3 separate regions of the Homo sapiens genome follow, and all the other regions are linked to region 2. A link is a contact called in ENCODE Hi-C or POLR2A ChIA-PET data. All regions are on one chromosome and are shown on one strand. The core of a region is the stretch at or near the end of the contact, and the rest is flanking DNA. Distances in the headings are between cores, read along the strand shown.

Region 1 (4,288 bases), core at 354-2,853, 910 kb after region 2:
TTAAGTCCGCCAATATCACCGTACATTCTGTGCAATCAAGAAATTTACTCAGCTGGGCACAGTGGCTCACACCTGTAATTCCAGCACTTTGGGAGGCCAAGGCGGGTGGATCACCTGAGGTCAGGCATTCGAGAACAGCCTGGCCCACATGGCGAAACCCCATCTCTACTAAAAATACAAAAATTAGCCCGGTATGGAGGCATGTGCCTGTAATCCCAGCTACTTGGGAGGCTGAGGCAGGAGAATGGATTGAACCCAGGAGGCAGAGGTTGCAGTGAGCCAAGATTGCACCATTGCACTCCAGCCTGGGCAACAGAACAAGACTCCATCAAAAAAAAAAAAAAAAAAAAAAGAAAGAAAGAAGAAAAGAAAATTAGCCAGGTGTGGTTGCATGCACCTGTAGTCCCAGCACTTTGGGAGGCCAAGGCAGGAGGATCAATCAAGGCTAGGAGTTTGAGACTGCAGAAAGAAACCCTGTCTCTAAAAAAAAGGTCCAGGTAATTTCAGGGTCCAGCTCCACCACAAGCGCAGCTCCAGGGGCTGTTGAGTTTTGCCTTTATCATTCCAAGTAGTCCCTGCTCCAGACCAAGTCCCACCATCTGGCAGTCAGGTCAGTCCAACCACAGTCATATCAGGGCCCTTCCAGGAATTCTCGACGCAAACTGGAGGCCGATGGCGCGGGTCTTTTCGTGGACGGCGGCAGCACGGTCCTCGGCTTGCGTCCGTAGTTGCTCAGGCTTCTGGTTCAGGGCTGGGCGGCGGCGCCCCTGCGGCGGGCGGCCCGCACCAGGCTCTGCTGCAGCACGGGGTAGAGGCGCTGGCAGCCCTCGAGGCCCAGGCGTACGGCCTCCGCCCAGCTCTCTGTCAGGCCGCCCTCGCCGCTGCCCAGCAGCCCGGCCACCTGATTCAGCACAGGCATGAGCGCCACGGTGAGGCCGGCGGCGGCGCGCTCTTCCTCGAGCCGCGTGGGGTCCAGGAGCCAGGTGGGCGCGGGCCCCGGCGCGAGGCTGAGGCCGCAGCCCACCACCAGGTCGTACATCTCCACGCCCGCGTCGGCCAGGGCGAGCGCGGCGGCGGTGAGCGCGGCGGCCAGGGCCGAGCCACCGTCCTCCAGCAGCAGCGCCGACACCTCGAGCTGCGCGCGCGGGTAGCGGCCCAGGCGCACAGCCGGCTCCAGCGCCTCCTGCAGCGCCAGCGCCAGCTCACGCTCCTCGCAGCCGCCCGGGGGAGCGCGGCGCCGGCGGCCCGCGAAGGGTGCGCGGCGGAAGTCGCAGAGCAGGCGACCGCGCAGCGCGGCCGGGGCCTCGCCGCCTGCTCCGGCCGGGCCGCCGCCGCGCTCGCCGCCCTCGGCCTGTCGCGGGCCCGACACGGCACACAGCACCTTGGTGCCTCCCGCCTCCAGGTAGGCCGAGCCCTTGGCCTGGCTCAGCAGCCCGGCGCGCGCGTACACGGGCCGTAGCCGCGTTGGGTCGCGGGTGCCGGGCGCCTCCTCCTCGTCGGCCGCGTACAGCTGCGGCGGCTGCGATTCTTCAGGGCCGCGGATGCGGCGGTGATCCCCAGGCATGGCGGTTCTTGGCGTGCGAACCCCTTCCGCCCAACGCCCTGCCGCATCCACTGGTTCTTCCGTTGTTTAAAGACGCGCGGCTGCGCATGGGCTGTCGAGAGAGCGGCGGGAGGCACTACAGCGCCCCTGGAGGCCCGGAGGGAGAACGGCCCGGTCCCAGTTGTGCAGGGTAGCCGGATCCATCCATCTTGCTGGAAGGGAGGGGGGAGAGCAGCTCCAAGAAAGGCTTCTCTGCTTCCAACTACCTCCACCCCTCATCTACTGAATTATGAACGCCTTGCTCCAAGTCACCCCACCTATTTGGCCTCCACCTCCACAGACGTTTGAGGCAGCCCTAGGGGCTGTTCCCAAAATTTTGGGTTCTGGGGCTGGACTAGGTGAACACCACAGCAGCCAGCAGGAGCCACAGCATTTATTCTACAGACGCCAAAGGCTGTCAAAAGAGCCAGCCCCTATTGGGAAGAGGGATAGAGATCATGCGGCATTAAGTATTGCACGTGGTCCTTTTATTCTCTGCAGCAAAAACGATTCCTACTTGCTGACGCGGAAAGCTCAGGTCTGGAGAGCCGTTATCTATAGATGCGAGCGTGACGATCAACAGCAATGCGGGGTTAGTGGTTCTAGACCGATGGCACTGACGTGGAGGGCTCAGGGCAGAAATTTAAGGGGCACTGAGACATAGGACTGCTCCCAAGTGTGTTCCAGTTACTGCTGGGTTAGGAGGGGCTCTTTAAAGGTCCCAAGATTCAAATGTTCTTGTAGCAGATGAAGAGCTCTTGGCTGGACGGATGGATCCAGTGGGAGCCTCCTCCTTCCCCACTCAGTTCTTTACATCCCCGAGGCGCAGCTGGGCGAAGGAAGTGGCCAGCTGCAGCGCCTCCTGCAGGCAGCCAACGTTCTTGCCTGTGGCCTGTGCAGACACATCCTTGCCACCACCTTTACCGTCCATCAAGCCTGACACCTGCTGCACCCACTCGCTGGCTTTTAAGCCCCGATTGGCTGCATTCTAGAAGACAGGAAGGGAAGGGGGAGTCAGCACAGAAGATGGGATTGAGGGAGGAATGCAGGGAAAGAAAGGATGGAGGAGCCATCACCCACTCCTTGCCCTGGGTGATACTGCTGGAGGCCGAGACAGACTTTACGGCTGGTACAGGGGGCGGCCATGGCCACTGCCAGGACAGGACAGAGTGGCAAAGCCAGGTATCAACCAGATGTCTTCACCAATAAGAAGGCCTGGGTAAGGGGTACTGGCAAAGGTAACCAACCGGTGGGCAGAAAGGCTGTTTCGAATGCAGGCTGTACACACACAGGCCTCAGCCAACAACCTTAAGACCTAACACTTCCCACTGGTGCGAGGTGGTGCTGACCTGGGGAACTTGACACAGGCACGTGATCTTGCCAGCCTCATTGTCCACCGTGAAGAGCATGGCAGAAGTCTGAGGGGAGTGCATCTTGAAGAGCTTCAAGGCTTCATTCAGGGCCTGTGGGGAGGACCTGGCTCAGGCCACGGTGCTGGAGCAGGGACCCTCACTAGTGTGAGCATTTGCAGCCCTCAGAAGGCCTGCCACCCACCCCTACCCCTTCCCAGAGCAGGGGCTGTGCCCAGGGCCTGTGGGGAGGACCCCAGCGCCGGGCCCTGCCCCTACCCTGGCCCAGGTATGCCTCCCACATGCAGGGAGCTGCTGCTCCTCCCAATCTCAATCCCAGACCGTGGGCCCTTAGGCAACCACTTCGCTCAGAGCCACAGAGGCCACATGTCAGCCACCAGAGAGCTGATGAGCCCTAGGGGAGGGGACCCTGGCCCCTGGGTTGCCTTGGCTGAGGCGCCGCTCTCCATCTCCAGGATGACAAGAGGCTGGTTGGGGTTGCTGTCGATGAACTGCTTCGTCTTCTCTAACACCTGCAAGAAAAAAGTCCAGAACAGCAGCTCAGACCAAAAGCCCAGGCCCCGAACCCCTGGCTGTTCTGCCAGCCTTTGCCTAGGAAACACTCTGGCCACTGGTGCTGCCAGGACTCACTCGTTTCTGGACATCGGCTTTGCTGGCTCGGTCCAAGTCATCCATGACCTTCTTTAGGGATTTGAGAGTCTCCCGCAATTCATCCTTCTGCCACTGGGGGATGACTGCAGTGGCCAGGGCCTGGAACCAATAGACGACCATCTCAATCTGGGCCACAACTTGCTGGGATGTCAGGGTCCAGCCCACCCCACCCGAACCCAAGTCCTCCCTGACTAGTGTCCTGGAAAGGAAAGCAAGGAAAGCTTTGAGACCAGTCCCTTTAGGAGCAGCTGTGGCAGGTGAAACAAGCAGGGCTAGAGAGAAAGGAGCAGCAGAAAGCTGGGCTCCCAAATCAGGCCCGGTCCTTACCAGGCTGGGAACAGCCTGTGATAAGCTTCCTGGCAGCTTGAAATGCAAATAAATACCAGGCAGGCTTGGAAGCAGGGGCCAGCCTTAGCCCATTCCCCAAATCCCTCCACCCCAGTGCCCATACATGCTTGGGAAGAGCTCTCCTGCTAGCAGCACTGGGAGCAGCAGGGAATGTCCAGGGTCCAAGGACAGGATCCATGGGGTCCCTGCTACAAGGCTACAGGACAACAGAAGTCAGCCCAAAGGCCCATTCCACCAAGAACCAGGGCCTGACTGACTACAGATGATTTCCTGAAGACGGGGCATGTTTCATGCACCAGGCCCTGAGGACGGAGGGAGGGAAGCCGCCCCTACCTCT
Region 2 (4,462 bases), core at 1,832-4,331:
CCTCTCTGGGCAAGGTGGCTACCTGGATGACAGGGATGGAAGAGTATTTCCTCTCCAGTCGGCGTACGTAGGCTGCAAGCTCCAGGGCCTCTTCATAATAACTGTTCCGGACACAGGTGTCCATGAGCTGAGGAATCTCCAGTATTTCCAAAATTTCTGTGTGCCGGTTTAGGGTCAGGCTATTCATCCGGCGGTTGGAGCTGATCTCCTCGGCTTCCTTCACAAAGTTCCTAGTAATAATCAGAAGAATGTTGATCCTTCACTGCTCTGTACCCAAACCTTAGCTACAGTTACCAAGTACCTGCTATGAACATTGGGCTGGATGATCTATCTGATTTATTCCTCACACCCCACCTATAAGGTAAGTATTATTACAATTGAGGAAATTTTTAATCCCAGAGAGGTTAAGCAACTTGTCCAAAAACATACAATTAATAAATCTAACAGATGGAGATCCAGATATGCCACTTGCTGGCTGTGGCAAGGTACTTGGCCTCTCTGAACCTATTTCCTCATTAGTAAAACGGTATATAGGGCCAGGCGCAGTGGCTCACGCCTGTAATCCCAGCACTTTGGGAGGCTGAGGTGGGCGGATCACTTGAGGCCAGGAGTTCAAGTGAAACCCCATCTCTACTAAAAATACAAAAAATTAGCCAGGCATGGTGGTGCGCGCCTGTAGTCCCAGCTACTCAGGAGGCTGAGGCAGGAGAATCACTTGAACCCAGGAGGTGGAGGTTGCGGTGAGCAGAGATGGCGCCACTGCACTGCAGCCTGGCCAACAAAGCAAGACTCCGTCTCAAAAAAAAAAAAAAAAAAAGTATATAGGACCCTCCTCATAAGGGTGTAAGAACTAAATGAGATGATGTGTGTGAAGCATTTAACATAGAACTTGAAACAGAGCGAATGCGTCAAAGTAAAAATAGTAAAAGAGACACAGTTAAATATTTAACAGTAGCTATCATTATTTTCAAAATGAAGCACTAACTGCCTAGAATCCACAATCTTTCCCCTCAGGTCTTCATCTTCTCCTATGCTAATGTTCAACCATAGTTCCTGCCACAGTCTACTTTCAACACTTCTCCATATTTGCAGAGACCTGCTTTATCAAGTCCCCTATCTATTCTGGAGCATGGAAGGGTACAAAAGCTGCTGTCAAATATCCAAAGGCTCAAAAGAAAAATTAAACTTTAATCATGAAAGGCTGGAAGGCAGAACTAGGGATAATGGAGACAGAATATGACTCACAAAGGACTTTTTTTTTTTTTTTTGAGACGGAGTCTTGCTCTGTCACCAGGCTGGAGTGCAGTGGCACGCATCATCTTGGCTCACTGCAACCTCCGCTTCTCAGGTTCAAGTAATTCTCCTGCCTCAGCCTCCCGAGTAGCTGGGACTACAAGCGCGTGCCACCACGCCCAGCTAATTGTATTTTTAGTAGACATGGGGGTTTCAGCATGTTAGCCAGGATGGCCTCGATCTCTTGACCTCGTGATCCGCCTGCCTTGGCCTCTCAAAGTGCTGGGATTACAGGTGTGAGCCACCGCACCCAGCCTTTTTTTCTTTTTTTAAGAGAGTTTCACTTTGTCACCCAGTCTGGAATGCAGTGGCACAATCACAGCCCACCGCAGCCTCGACCTCCCAAACTGGAGTGCGGTGGCACAATCATGGCTCACTGCAGCCTCAATCTCCCGGGCCCAACTGACCCCCCCACCTCAACCTCCTGTGTACCTGGGACTACAGGCGCACGCCACCACGACCAGCTAATTTTTTATTTTATAGAGACAGGGTTTTGCCATGTTGGCCAGGCTGCTCTCGAACTCCTGGGTTCAAGCCTCAGGCTCCCAAAGTGCTGGGATTACAGGCTGAGCCACCACATCCAGCCATCCAAATGGAGAGACTTTTTGATATCTGATGCCCTCAAATGCGAGGATTTCCTTGTCACCTTCCCGTCAATGGAAGTTTTGAAGCAGATGACCTCCGGTCCACGCTTTCGTATAAAATAAGTATATAAATGTGCACATATATTCAGCTCACACCTATAATGTTAACTGTGTCAGACCCGATAATAAGAGCTTTGCATGAATCCTTTTTCTTTGTGCCCACAACTGCCCTTCGAGGGAGGGACGTGCTTCTGGGTAACCAGTTCTGAATTCGAAACCTCCTAGCTGTGTCCTTGGACGTCACTAATCTCTGTCTTGACTTGCTCATATGTAAAATGGAAATAACAGGGCTGGGCGCAGTGGATTATGCCTGTAATCCCAGCGCTTTGGGAGGCCGAGGCGGACAGATCACGACATCAAAAGATCGAGACCATCCCAGCCAACATGCTGAAACCCCGTCTCTACTAAAAATCCAAAAAAATTAGCTGGGCGTGGTGGCGCGCGCCTATGGTCCCTGCTACTCAGGAGGCTGAGGCAGGAGAATCGCTTGAACCCAGGAGGCAGAGGTAGGTTGCAGCGAGCCGAGATCTCGCCACTGCACTCCAGCCTGGCGACAGGGCGAGACTCCGTCTCAAAAAAGATAAAAAAGGAATAACAGTACCTATCTCGAAGGCTGTTGTGAGGTTTAAATGGATTAATAAAGCGCTCAGCAGAGAACCTGGAACGTGGTAAACGCTTTATGTGTTAGTTATTTCTACCATCGTAAATGTCAGCTTTTACAGTTATAAAACCCCTTTAGCGCCAGGCGCGTCGCACCTGCAGCTCTGCTGGAAGCTGGGCAAACGGTCGAGCAGGCGGCCGAGCGACGCCTCCACGTCGCCAAACAGGCGGTGGATGCGCTCGGTGCACTCGGCGCCGCGGATGAAGGTCTTGTAGTTAGCGAAGGCCAAGTCGCGCGTCTGCTGCAGCAGCTGCGCCCGCTCCTCCGCCAGGCGCTCGGGCTCGCGCCGCAGCCGCTCCAGCCCCGAGCCGCTCAACTCCCGGAGGTAGCGGCCCACATCGGGCCGCTCGCGCCACTGGGCCTCGGGGAAGCGGTCCCGGAACAGCGACGCCAGGAGCCCTTCATCCTCCACCTCGCCGAGAGCCGCTGCTGTGGCCGTGGCTACCGATGGGATAGTCGCCGCGGTCGCCATCTTCCCAGCAACAACGTCACTTCCCTTCCGGACCACAAGGGGCGCTGACTCCGAACTTAGGACAGGAAGAAACAGGCACATTTCCGGTCTCTATGCTTTCTCATCCGGCCGGCTTGCTTTCCCCTGCGGTCGTCCAGACTATTGGGCGCTAGCGAGACGAACTATTGGTACGGGGCTAGAGAGGAAGGCTTTGGGATTGCCGGGGAGCAGCGAGCGACCGACTTCCGTTTCCAGTTACCAAGGCACGAGGATCCGGTGTTCCAACCCAGGGGGAAAAATGCGGCCTTTGACTGAAGAGGAGACCCGTGTCATGTTTGAGAAGATAGCGAAATAGTAGGAGCGCGCGGGGCGGACGCGGGAGTGTGTGGGTGTGGTGGCCAAGGGTGGAGTGGGGGCGCGGTGCCGGAGACCGGTTCGTTCGGGCGCGGTCTCCAGTCCTCTTTTTGCCCTCAGCATTGGGGAGAATCTTCAACTGCTGGTGGACCGGCCCGATGGCACCTACTGTTTCCGTCTGCACAACGACCGGGTGTACTATGTGAGGTGAGGCGGGGCCGGGCAGGCAGCATGGACCCAGGGGAGAGGGGTCCTGGGTCCCACGAGCCTCCTTCATCCGCAACCTTGCTCCCCCTTTACCCTTTTAGTGAGAAGATTATGAAGCTGGCCGCCAATATTTCCGGGGACAAGCTGGTGTCGCTGGGGACCTGCTTTGGAAAATTCACTAAAACCCACAAGTTTCGGTTGCACGTCACAGCTCTGGATTACCTTGCACCTTATGCCAAGGTTTGTGGGGCGGTTTCCAATTCTGCCACGGGCGATGAAGTCAAGGATTAGGCAGATTGTCCGGCAGCTTCTCTCCCACAGAGTCCCTGACAGTGTGCTTGGAGGAGTTTCAGCACATGGAGATGTGTAGAGGTCTTGCAGCTTGAGCATGGTCAGGGCTATGGGATAGGAATGCTATGTGGCTGCGTAGGGTTAGTTTTCTCCAGCGAAGTAGAAGAGCCTAGGGAGACCCAGCTAGAGATCAGAAAGCAAATAAGTGGCAGCAATGAAGACACCGGGGTCCAGAAAAAGAGCTGTTAACCTGGCCATGGAGGATGATCCTTGTAGAGTTGAGAAAATAACTTTTTCTATTTTTTTCTTTTTCTTTCTTGCTCTGTTTTTTCTTTTCATTTCTCTTTCTCTTTCTTCCTGACACAGTTTCACTCTGTCGCCCAGGCTAGAGTGCAGTGGTGCGATCTCACTGCAGCCTCCACTTTCCAGTTTCCAGTGATTCTTGTGCCTCAGTAGCTGGGATTACAGGCATGTGCCACCACACCTGGCTGATTTTTTTGTGTGTTTTTAGTAGAGACAGTGTTTCACTGTGTTGGCCAGGCTGGTCTCGAACTCCTGGCC
Region 3 (4,765 bases), core at 964-3,463, 770 kb after region 2:
CCTGGGAGGCAGAGGTTGCAGTGAACCGAGACCACACCATTGCACTCCAGCCTGGGCAACAGAGTGAGCCTCCATCTAAAAAATAATAATAAAATAAAAACACTCAATCCCCTAGAAAAAATAGTGCATCAGTGGTTATGAGAACCTACTAAGGACAAGACCCATCTTTGACAATGAAAGGGGCCTTAGGACTTACTTCCCTTTTTTTTTTTTTTTTGAGACAGTCTCGCTCTGTCGCCTAGGCTAGAGTGCAGTGACACAATCTTGGCTCACTGCAACCTCCGCCTCCTGGGTTTAAGCAATTCTCCTGTCCCAGCCTCCCAAAGTAGCTGGGATTACAGGCATGTGCCACCACGCCCAGCTAATTTTTGTATTTTTTAGTAGAGATGGGGTTTCACCATATTGATCAGGCTGGTCTCGAACTTCTGACCTCACGTGATCCAACTGCCTTGGCCTCCCAAAGTGCTGGCATTACAGGCATGAGCCACCGCACCCAGCCTGACTTAGCATTTTGGAGTGGAGGCCGATCATGGTGATGGAGAAGGAAATCAGGGACAGATCTACACCATTTGTTTGCTATTTACTGCACGTAAACAGAATGAAATCAACACATTAAGTATTTCACTTGATTTCATCCACCATCTCCTGCAGACAACCAGGTTTCTCCCAAATTCATGTGCCTGGAAATGGCTTGAACCAAATGGTTCATGAGGAAAACCTGTGATATTTTTCATGAAATCGCCACATCTGGGCATCAGGAAAGCCTTCCCCGAGAATGTCTCAAATTGGTCAGCCGTTTTCTCTTTTTTTAGACAGGTAGGTGTCCCCAAGCATTCAATCCTAGCTAAAATATGGAAGTATTTATCTAGCACAGGAGCCTATGGCATAGTTTCAGTCCACTGTCTGGCAGACCTCATCTGGGCTGTCTTTGTGTGATTTGACTGGCCAGTAAATGGGGTATAAACTATGTAGGCTGTGGCCTGGCCTTGTGACAGAGGGGTCCCTGGAACTTGACTGCCACTCCCTAAGAGCAGAAACCGCCTCTTTCTTGTACATTGCTGGATCCCATCATCCTGCACAGTGCCTGGCTACAGGTGGCCAGCAATAAAACACAAGATTGGGGCAGGCACAGTGGCTCACGCCTGTAATCCCAGGACTTTGGGAGGCTGAGATGGAAGGATCACTTGAGGCCAGGAGTTCAGGCCCAGCCTAGGCAACATAGTGAGCCTATCTCTACAAAAAAAAAATTTTTTTTAAATTAATAAAACACAAGATTGGTTTGTGTGGTGAGACAGTATTGAATCCAACAAACGGGAACTGGATAGTGTGGCCCAAGATGCAATGGTGGCTGCAGCATGAGACCCTTATGCATATAATATTCAGTGGAAGAGGTGCCAGGCACTGTTCTGGGTGCTGAGAATAAAGCTATGCATAAGACTAAGGTTCTGTCGACAGAGATCGTGTCACACCAGTGGAAAAGACAGTCATCAAACTTATATCCTTGAGTCAGTGATGAGTTCTAGAAGGAAAGAAAAGGCTGATGTGACAGTGAGGAAGGGATGAGTGGAGACTTCTCTGAGACTTCAGTGATTCCTCTTCCTCTGAGCTGAGCCAAGCTGAGAAGCTGAGAAGAGTAAGATAGGGCCGGGAACTCAGGTCCGTTAGTCCGTCCTCCGAGGTGGGGCGGGCCAGCAGAATGGATTTCCGATCTACTCTGTGAGAGCCTCGCCCAAGAAAGCCCAGAGCCACTTCCAAGATCCGCGCTCCCACGGCGATGAGAAGCGTTTTCCCCCGGGACTGCTTGGCTTAGGACTGGGGACCCACTGGCTTTGGAGTAAGCCCTGGCACGGGCCTCGAGGGAAGAAAGAACTCCCGCGCTCCCCACACTCCACAGGGCCTGCGATCATCTCAGATGTTCCGGTTCCACGTGCAGAAACCCCGCCGGTCCGAGGCCCCGGTTCTAAAACGGCCCTAAGAGTCAAGGCTTCCACAGCTCGCCTCTGAGGGTGGCAAAGAGGCCGCGGGGGCGGTGCCTCGCGAGACCCAAACAAGCCCACGTGGCAGGGGCGGGGCTCCGCGAAGGCGTCACGGCGCGCTCGTGCGCTGCTGAGGTCACGCGCCGGCAGTACCCTTGCCCGGGGGCCGTAAAGCGCGGAAGGTCGCGGTCTCGGCTTCCCCGGAACTTTTTGCTCGCTTCGCCCCGCCCCCTTCCCATCCCCGAACCCCGCTTTCCGGCCCGCGGCGACCCCAGGCAACTGTTGTGGCTGCCGCATTGCTCCCGCCGGGCTGTAGCTGAGCGCGGAGCCCGTGGGGACCGGTGAGGTAAGGAGATAGCTTCGGGGCAACTCTGGCCTCCCCGTCCGCGCGGGCCTAAGCGCCCCGGGACCCCTGGGTTCCCCTCTTTCTCCTTTGGTTTCGCCCGGGGGTGGTCCCCGCTAGCTCACGCTTCCAGTGGGTTCCGCCTGGCCTCTCGCGAAGTCGCGTCCGGGCGCCAGTACTCGTCCCCGTAAGGTTGTCCGCTCGTGCCTTGGCTTGTGTTCTCGGCTACCCCTGGGCGTGCGCACCGCTCCTCCAGGAGCCTGCACTTCAGCCCCGATGCCAGGGCGGCCGGGGTGACCTCGGGCTCCCCCGTCTCGGGCTTGCACACCCCTGCGGCGCAGAGCCAACTCCAGCTTGTCTAGCCCGGTCCTCCATCCCTGCAGATGGAACTGTTTTCCCGCGTTGAGACGTGCGGTCCGCTTGTGCTTTTAGAACTAAAGACTGCTGCAGAGTCCGGAGGAAGAAGTCACCTAGAAAAATCTGGGACAGGGCAGTAAGCTTCCTTCTTAATGTTTGACCTTTGGGGGCCGATGTGTGATACCTCGGATTTGAATCAAGAATCTCCAAGCCCATTTTCCGCATGCATGTAAACGTGATGTACCGGGATGGGGTCTGGTGGTGGAGGAGGAGCCAGCCTGACGGATAAGCTTTTCCAGTGGCAGGGACTTGTGTTAATTTCTTTTTTCTTTTTTTTTCTTTTTTCCGAGACAGAGTTTCACTCTGTCGCCCAGGCGGGAGTGCAGTGGCGCGATCTCGGCTCACTGCAACCTCTGCCTCCTGGGTTCAAGCAATTCTCCTGCCTCAGCCTCCCAAGTAGCTGGGAATACAGGTGTGCGCCACCACGCCCGGCTAATTTTTGTGTTTTTAGTAGAGACGGGGTTTCACTATGTTGGCCAGGCTGGTCTCGAACTCCTGACCTCGTGATTCTCCCGCCTCAGCCTCCCAAAGTGCTGGGATTACAGGCGTGAGCCACTGCGCTCGGCCAACTTGTGTTAATTTCTTAAACTTGCGTGATCACCTGGTGTACTTGTTGAAAAATACAGCTCCCTGGAGTGGCAGGATCAGAATCTGCCGAGGTGGACCGTGGGAATCTGTCATTTTTAAACAAGTGTCCCAGGTGGTTCTTTTGCTGAGGCAAGTGTGGGAAATGTTGTGTGAACCCACGCTCATCCAGTCTTCCTTGTGACCGGCAGTCCACTGTGCGCAACGCTGCAGCCATACAGAGGGACAACTCGAAGTTAGAACTAGCACCTTGGTCTTGTTGGAATAAGCAGATCTGAGTAGAGCCAGCTGCAGTCTTATGGTTGTTTAGCAGAAGTTATTCTTCTTAGCAGAGAATATTATACGGTCATTTTCCAGAACTGTAAAAACTCTATCATTTGTTTTAAACCAGATGATGTGCTTCATTTCTGTCTTTGACGTCTTCAGTTTCTTCTCCCCTGGCTTTACCTCCTTTGTTATCAGTTTGTGCTTTGGTTTTGCTGCCAACCTTATAGGTTTAGGTTTGGCGGCAAAGGCACTAGACTCTGGTGCCTTCTTTTCCTTCGTTGTCTTAAGCCCTTCTTTTCCTCTGCCCTCATGCCCTCACCACTTCACTCTTTTGAAGGTCATAATGAACACAAGGTCAGAGATCCCTTTTTTGGCGCCAAGCACCCTGGGCTTTTTTGAGATGGAGTCTCACTGTGTCACCCAGGCAGTGGCGCGAATCTGCCCACTGCAGCCTCCATCTCCCTGGTTGAAGCAATTTTCCTGTCTCAGCCTCCTGAGTAGCTGGGACTACAGGTGCAAGCCACGACACCTGGCTAATTTTTCTGTTTTTAGTAGAGACGGGGTTTCACCATGCTGATCAGGCTGGTCTCAAACTCCTGACCTCAAATAATCCACCCACCTTGGCCTCCCAAAGTGCTAGGATTACAGGTGTGAGCCCCTGCGCCTGGCCTTTCTTTGTTTTGTTTTGTTTAAGACAGAGTCTCACTGTGTCACCCAGGCAGGAGTGCAGTAGCATAATCTCGGCTCACTGCAACCTCTGTCTCCCAGGCTCAAGCGATCCTCCTACCTCAGGAGTTCAGGACCAGCCTGGGCAACATAGTGAGCCCCTCTCTACAAAAAAAAAAAAAAAATTAAAAAAATTAATAAAACACAAGATTGGCCTGTGTGGTGAGAGAGTATTGAATCCAACAAACGGGAACTGGTTAGTGAGGCCCAAGATGCAATGGTGGCCGCACCATGAGTACCTGGGACCACAGGTGCGTGCCACCACACCCAGCTAATTTTTTGTATCTTTGGTAGAGACGGGGTTTCACCATGTTTGCCAGGCTGGTCTCCAACTTCCGACCTCAAATGATCTACCCGCCTCGGCCTCCCAAAGTGCTGAGATAACAGGCGTGAGACATGGCGCCCGGCCTAAAGTTTTTTTTTTAATTCCACCTTAAAACTCATCTGTTAC

Evidence for each region. A loop is a pair of places that touch in the nucleus more often than their neighbours do. ChIA-PET counts read pairs that join two places held with the same protein, here RNA polymerase II (POLR2A). Pooled maps may share reads with other maps.
Region 1: a map of B cell shows a loop between it and region 2 (35-fold over the local background). The contact joins the promoter of EXOSC6 here to the promoter of COG8 in region 2. A Hi-C loop is called at or near these places in 2 of 168 maps with a recorded cell type or tissue (B cell and CD4-positive, alpha-beta T cell), 1 of 37 single-sample maps with no recorded cell type and 10 of 50 pooled maps. POLR2A ChIA-PET finds 5 or more read pairs at or near these places in 2 of 52 experiments (activated B cell and activated CD4-positive, alpha-beta T cell).
Region 3: a loop to region 2 is called in a pooled map, with 13 times the contacts of the local background. The contact joins the promoter of PDPR here to the promoter of COG8 in region 2. A Hi-C loop is called at or near these places in 8 of 50 pooled maps. POLR2A ChIA-PET finds 5 or more read pairs at or near these places in 2 of 52 experiments (Panc1 and common myeloid progenitor, CD34-positive).

Annotation. Positions count from the first base shown.
Region 1 is chr16:70,250,337-70,254,624 of GRCh38, forward strand. It overlaps EXOSC6 (exosome component 6), which reads right to left and starts at 1,604. Exons shown (of 1, transcript NM_058219.3): 1 at 1-1,604. The coding sequence starts at 1,564. The coding sequence ends at 746. AARS1 (alanyl-tRNA synthetase 1) reads right to left here. Exons shown (of 21, transcript NM_001605.3): 17 at 4,285-4,288; 18 at 3,583-3,702; 19 at 3,378-3,464; 20 at 2,932-3,045; 21 at 1,962-2,570. The coding sequence ends at 2,385. RefSeq lists silencers at 811-1,130, 1,261-1,350 and enhancers at 1,731-1,780, 1,821-2,010, 2,645-3,145.
Region 2 is chr16:69,336,483-69,340,944 of GRCh38, forward strand. It overlaps COG8 (component of oligomeric golgi complex 8), which reads right to left and starts at 3,082. Exons shown (of 6, transcript NM_032382.5): 1 at 2,694-3,082; 2 at 23-230. The coding sequence starts at 3,070. It overlaps NIP7 (nucleolar pre-rRNA processing protein NIP7), which reads left to right and starts at 3,290. Exons shown (of 5, transcript NM_016101.5): 1 at 3,290-3,403; 2 at 3,524-3,610; 3 at 3,712-3,850. The coding sequence starts at 3,348. RefSeq lists silencers at 2,759-2,808, 2,819-2,868 and enhancers at 3,289-3,408, 3,589-3,668.
Region 3 is chr16:70,112,119-70,116,883 of GRCh38, forward strand. PDPR (pyruvate dehydrogenase phosphatase regulatory subunit) reads left to right here and starts at 2,214. Exons shown (of 19, transcript NM_017990.5): 1 at 2,214-2,322; 2 at 2,703-2,812. RefSeq lists enhancers at 2,178-2,227, 2,748-3,690.